Regions from separate parts of the Mus musculus genome. Here region 2 is linked to region 1. Evidence: chromatin loops called from intact Hi-C (ENCODE). Cell type or tissue: gastrocnemius. All regions are shown on one strand. Links, peaks and the distances in the headings refer to the core of each region. The heading gives the core; the rest is flanking DNA. Region 1 holds the start of Mblac1 (metallo-beta-lactamase domain containing 1). Region 2 holds the start of Zscan21 (zinc finger and SCAN domain containing 21).

The links. Hi-C counts contacts between places; a loop is a spot of excess contacts. Peaks named below come from ENCODE experiments on the same cell type or tissue, not always from the same donor. Only the 100,000 strongest peaks of a DNase experiment are listed, where the experiment ranks them.
Region 2: it touches region 1 in a loop (5-fold over the local background); 1 of 42 quality-filtered maps calls a loop at or near these places.

What each region holds. Positions count from the first base shown.
Region 1 is chr5:138,192,512-138,195,312 of GRCm38, forward strand. It overlaps Cnpy4 (canopy FGF signaling regulator 4), which reads left to right. Exons shown (of 6, transcript NM_178612.4): 5 at 50-167; 6 at 254-1,383. The coding sequence ends at 390. Mblac1 (metallo-beta-lactamase domain containing 1) reads left to right here and starts at 1,803. Exons shown (of 1, transcript NM_177878.3): 1 at 1,803-2,801. The coding sequence starts at 1,887. The coding sequence ends at 2,669. In gastrocnemius, for the core only: no CTCF peak of the experiment used is centred there; DNase peaks (open chromatin) are centred at 1,497, 1,826, 1,997 and 2,510; H3K4me3 peaks cover 1,773 bases; H3K27ac peaks cover 1,782 bases.
Region 2 is chr5:138,115,396-138,118,196 of GRCm38, forward strand. Zscan21 (zinc finger and SCAN domain containing 21) reads left to right here and starts at 1,510. Exons shown (of 5, transcript NM_011757.3): 1 at 1,510-1,612; 2 at 2,441-2,525. In gastrocnemius, for the core only: a CTCF peak has its summit at 1,641; a DNase peak (open chromatin) is centred at 1,546; H3K4me3 peaks cover 1,995 bases; H3K27ac peaks cover 2,200 bases.

The DNA of each region.
Region 1 (2,801 bases), core at 285-2,784:
TGAAAGGTAGAGGCCTTCCAACGCCCCTCCTCCTGCTCTTCTTTCCCAGTGTGAGACGATGCTGGAGGAGTTTGAAGATGTTGTAGGGGACTGGTACTTCCACCATCAGGAGCAGCCCCTCCAGCATTTTCTCTGTGAGCGGCATGTGCTTCCAGCCTCTGAAACTGGTAAGTGTAAAGGACAGACTCCTCCCCTAGCTTCCCAGCTGTTCCCGGCATTAACCCTGAGGTTGTTTTCTTCTCATTCCACCCAGCTTGTCTACGGGAAGCTTGGACTGGAAAGGAGAAGATCAGTGATGGGCAGGAGGAGGCAGATGACGAAGAGGAGGAAGAAGAAGAAGAGATAACCAAGACTTCAGGCAATCCCAAGCATGACCCAGAAGATCTTTGACCCTTACTTTTGAACCCCAAGGATGGGTCGTGGAGAGTTTTCTAAACTCTTGTGCTCTCCCGTCCTTCCCCGCCCCTAGGCTTCTAATGTCTTCTTGGTATGATCTCGGCTATGATCCTGGGGACCCAGAATGGCAACAGGAAAGGAGAAGGGTAGGGGGGAAGAAGCAGAAGCAAGTTTTGCCTTCAGGGTTGAACCACATGCAGCCACTTAATTGAACAAGTATGTGGTGACAGTTTTGAAACTTTTCTCTACGTTTTACTGGTCTTCACCTGCACCGATTGGTCAATAGTGGTGTGAGCTGTGGGAAAGTCACTTTGCTTTTTAAAGGGTCTATTTTAAACCCTTTCAAGAGGCCAGAGAAGAGCGAGCAGCGCAATTGGTAGAGTGCCTGCCTAGTATGGACAGTGATGGGAGTTGAACCCTGATGTGGTGGCATACCGCTGTAATCTCAGCACTCAAAGAAGCGTTGGCAGGAATATCAGAATACCATCCAGCTACTTGGCAGTTCGGGACCAACCAGAGCTGAACCCTGTCTTAAAGTAAGAAGCCAAAAAGAGACCCTCAAGAACCAATATACACTGCAAACATGAGGCCGTATACCATCAATCTGTGAATAAGAACAGGATGCTGGAAGAGAGTGAAGCAATACTCGGGTTAGATGGGGTAGACATGTGGGCTATATTTCCTATTTCACAGGTGCCATATTTTCTATATTGCTATTAAACCTTTTATATATATATCAGCTGAGTCCCATTTCAAACATGCACACATTATCGATGAGGGAGCACCCAGACAGTGGGGCCATTGGCCTGCTATCTATTAGTTGCTAATGGTGTTCTTATAATTATCCACCCCAAGGATACTGGTTGGGGTTGGGAAAACAACTGTACCACTAGGACTTGGAAAAGAGGATCAAGAGCTCAGTCTTCCTCAGCTATGTAGCGAGCTCAAGACCATCTTGGTCTCCTTGAGCCCCTGTATCAGGAAAATAAAAAACAAAACAAGAACTCAGAAGTTAAGTGTAATACATAATATGAACTATACAGGATTAGGATTACGCCGTGGTTCAGGCGCGGTAGTTTGTACGGAAGCCCATAAAAGGCAAAAAATCTCGCGTTTTCTCACCTTTTGAGTTTTCCCAGCGTTAAAAAACAAAAGAAAACAAAAACCCTTAAGGACAGCGATAGTTTAGTTTCAAAGTAGACAACAGCTAGAATAAAGAAGTAAAAGATATCTTTCAGATGTGGATGCGTGAGAACCTACCGACTATAAGCCTAAGGGGGGACTGACCAAAAGAATCTAGGAAGTCTTGAGGTCGCATGGAAAGGCCAGTTGGGCGATACCATCTTCAGCAGGGGTGGTAGTGGAGGGCGATACCACTTTAAGATCTGGTGGGTAGCAAACGAGTTGCACCTTGGAAAGAGTGGCGGGGCTTGCGGTAGGATTTTGGAGGGACTGGGCAGACGTCCGTGGCGGGGTAAATCTCCCTTGTCATGAACGGTCCAGTGCGCACCGAGCCCCTGCATGGTGAGATCCCTTTGCTGGCGTCCAGCGGCTCCTACTCCGTGGTGGTTCTGCTGCGCGGCTACGCGGAGCCGCAGGGAGCGGGCGACGCGGTGCGTGCTGATGGCACTGTGACTCTCGTCCTGCCTCGGGGCTGGGCCTCGGACTCCAGCCGCGGTTTGGCCCCATCCGCAGACGGCGGCTCTAAGACTGCCCTGGAGGAGGCGGTGCGTGGCCCCATCCTCGTGGACACCGGGGGACCCTGGGCGCGGGGTGCGCTGCTGGAAGCCCTGGCTACACAGGGCGTGGCCCCCGAAGATGTGACTCTGGTGGTGGGCACCCACGGACACTCGGATCATATTGGGAACCTGGGGCTGTTTCCCGAGGCAGCTTTGTTAGTCTCCCATGACTTCTGCCTTCCCGAGGGTCTCTATCTGCCCCATGGGCTGTGTGAAACGCAGCCCTTGATACTGGGCTCGGGACTGCAGGTGTGGGCCACGCCGGGCCACGGAGGACAGCGGGACGTGAGCGTCGTAGTGGAGGGCACCAGCCTGGGCACCGTGGTGGTGGCTGGCGATGTGTTCGAGCGACTTGGTGACGAGGACTCCTGGCAGGCCCTGAGCGAAGACCCAGTAGCTCAGCAGCGGAGCCGGGAGAGGATTCTGAGCGTAGCTGATGTGGTGGTGCCTGGTCACGGAGCCCCCTTTCGAGTGGTCAGGGAAACAGTGAAAAGTTCAGAGGATTTGATATGTGAAGGCAAGGCGGTTGCTTGACTGGACTCCAGTCAGGAAAGCCCCTTCCAGCGAGGAACCGGCGTCAGTTGGTCCGGGAGACCTAGAGGACACAGTCAAGACAAGCAATATTTGTCACGTGCAGCTTTCTAGGAGGCAGCTTCCAAACAGGAC
Region 2 (2,801 bases), core at 233-2,732, 77 kb before region 1:
TAGTGGTAGAACAAGCATACACAAATAGAGAATCAAAATCTTGTCTCAGCTTTGCTATCAATTTACACTCTAGTACACACTGGATCTGATCTGCCAAGACACTGCTTTCTTCATACATAAACAAGAACTCAGGCAGATTGTTCTCTGTGTTTTTGATTGTAATGGCTATTCCTGGTTGTCAACTTGACTCTATCTGGAATGAACTACAATCCACCTGTGATCCAGATCTTGAGGCTGGAAGAAGATTCTGACCTGGATCTTGGCATGGAGATCTTGAGGCATAGTGGCCATGAGAAACTTAGGTCCATGCCGGGCATGGTGGCTCATGCCTTTAATCCCAGCACTTGGGAGGCAGAGGCAGGTGGATTTCTTAGTTCGAGGCCAGCCTGGTCTACAGAGTGAGTTCCAGGACAGCCAGGGATACACAGAAAAACTCTGTCTTGAAAAAACAAAAAACAAACAAACAAACAAAAACAAAACAAAACAAGAACAACAAAAAAGAAAAACTTAGGCCCAGGAAACTAAGGCAAAGAGATCTCTGAGTTCTAAGAGCCAGGCATGGTGGTACACACTTAATCTGGGCCACACCTTCTGCTAGAGATTTGCTTAAGGACATTGGAAGAAGGAAGAGTCCCTCTTCTTCGGCTGCTTGCACTTACTTGCCAGCACATCTGTTGGAATCTACTTCTACAGACGACCAGCTGGAACACCTAGCTTCGTGGGACTGAGCAACTACTAGATTCTTGGACCATTGCTGGGGTACAGACTGTAAGTTATCACAATAAATTCACTCAGTATAGACAGACATTCCCTTAGTTCTGTGACTCTAGAGAACCCTAACTGTTACAGTGCTCATGTACACAGTGTGTTTGCAAACATGTGAAGGCCAGAGGTTAATGTTAGCTGTCTTCTTCAATTGCTTCTCTACCTTGTTTTTGAGACAAGGTGTCACTGATCTGGAGCTAGGCTGCCCAGACAACAGACTGCAGGGGTCCTCCCAGCACTCGGATTACAGGCATGTGATGTACCATAGTCTTTTTATGTGGTGCTGGAAATCCAAATGTAGGTCCTCACGCATGAGCTCTTTACTCACTCACTGATCTAGAGGCAAGTGGATCGTTTATAGAGTTCGAGGTCAGCCTGGTATACATAGAGTTCCAGGCTAGCTAGGGCTAATGACATGTTTGTCTCAAAAACAAGGCAGTGGTGGCTCATGCTTTTAATCCCAGCACTCGAGAGGCAGAGGCAAGTAAATCCCTGAGTTCGAGGCCAGCCTGGTCTATTGAGTGAGTTTCAGGGCAGCCAGGGCCGCATAACCCTCCAAAAACCACCCACCCTCAAAAAAAGAATGAACGAAAGAAAGAAAAGGGAGGGGGTAGGAAGAGAGAATGAGAATAAAAAAAGAAATAGGGGGAGAAACAGATCACAACCAGGACAGTCGCAGCCTCCGGTGAAACAGGATACCGACAACGCTCGGATTCCTAGAGGGGCGGCTGCTCCCCCTCCAGAGGGGCGGGGCTCTGACGCGCTTCCGGTGGTGCTGTCGTTCAGCCGCTGTGAGGATTCCAGACTCCAAAGCGGTTCTGAGTCACGGTGAGCCTGCGAGTCCCAGGTTAGCCTAGCGGTCGGGGAGCGTTGGCCAAAAGATTTCGAGAGGGTGGGACGGGTTTAGCGACTGTGGTTCTGGTTCGGGGAGTTCCTCCATGGTGGTTCTGGGAGATTGAGGAGGAGCGCCCCGCCCAGCCGTCGTCGGCGCCCGCTCTAAGGAAAGGCTTTTCCACCCCCGAGGGCTCCCTGGAACAAAACCCTGATTCTTTTGCTTCCGGAATCGCATTTCTAGTCTCTCCGTTATTGTCTGTTACCTGACGGAAACTGCCCTCTTTCTTCCCCAGCAAGAGCCCTGAGATCTAAACTCAGAACTAATTGTTAAGAATAAGCCCAAGTGTAGAAACCTCTGAAAACCCGAATCTCCTCAGTCTTGAGTCTTGTCCAGTCCAGGCGGGGAATTGGTCCCGGTGGGCTTTGTGCGCACTGGACAAGGATTTGCTCAAGTCTGGAAAGATTTTTAGACGATCGTTTGTAAAACGCGTATAGGATAGAAAGGTGATTGATTTATTTGGTGGCTGACATAGTTGGAAATCTGTTGAAAGGGGACACTTAAAGAATTGTGAACAACAACAACAAAATCAATACAGGAAAATTGTTTTTCAAGTGGTGGAAGGCTTCTGAAGAGAGACTGAGTATTGGTTCAGGGCTATTGAAATGATGCAGAATTTGGCTCACTCTGAGCTACTAGATCTGCCCAGTAGTTATGCTCTTCAGAATTATTGGCCTGCCTGGAAGCTTTTTGAAAATTAGTTTGCTCGGTTTGAGACGGGGTCTTACTGTATGGCCTACACTGGTGTATAATTGGTGATCCTCCTGTCTCTGTTCTCTTCAGTGCTGTAATTACAGGTATGCACCACCACGACTTCAGCTTGGAGTTTCCAAGTGCAGAGTGTCTTAAGGGCATTATCTACTACAAGGTAATAATTGCTGTTCATTTGATGCAATCTGTGATAGTTTGATTTGTTTACACTTCGTCTTGCACAGAATGAATTTGAGGCTGATTAAGGGAGTGTGTGTGTGTGGGGGGGGGACTTATAAACTGTAGAATTCGCATAAAGGAGGGAAAAATTGGGAAGTGACCAAAAGCCTGCTGCTAGACTTCGAGAGTTAGGTTTTTATTTTTTTACTCTGTGTGTGTGTGTGTGTGTGTGAGTCAAAGGATAGTTGGCATAGTTGACTGCTTCCCTTCCATT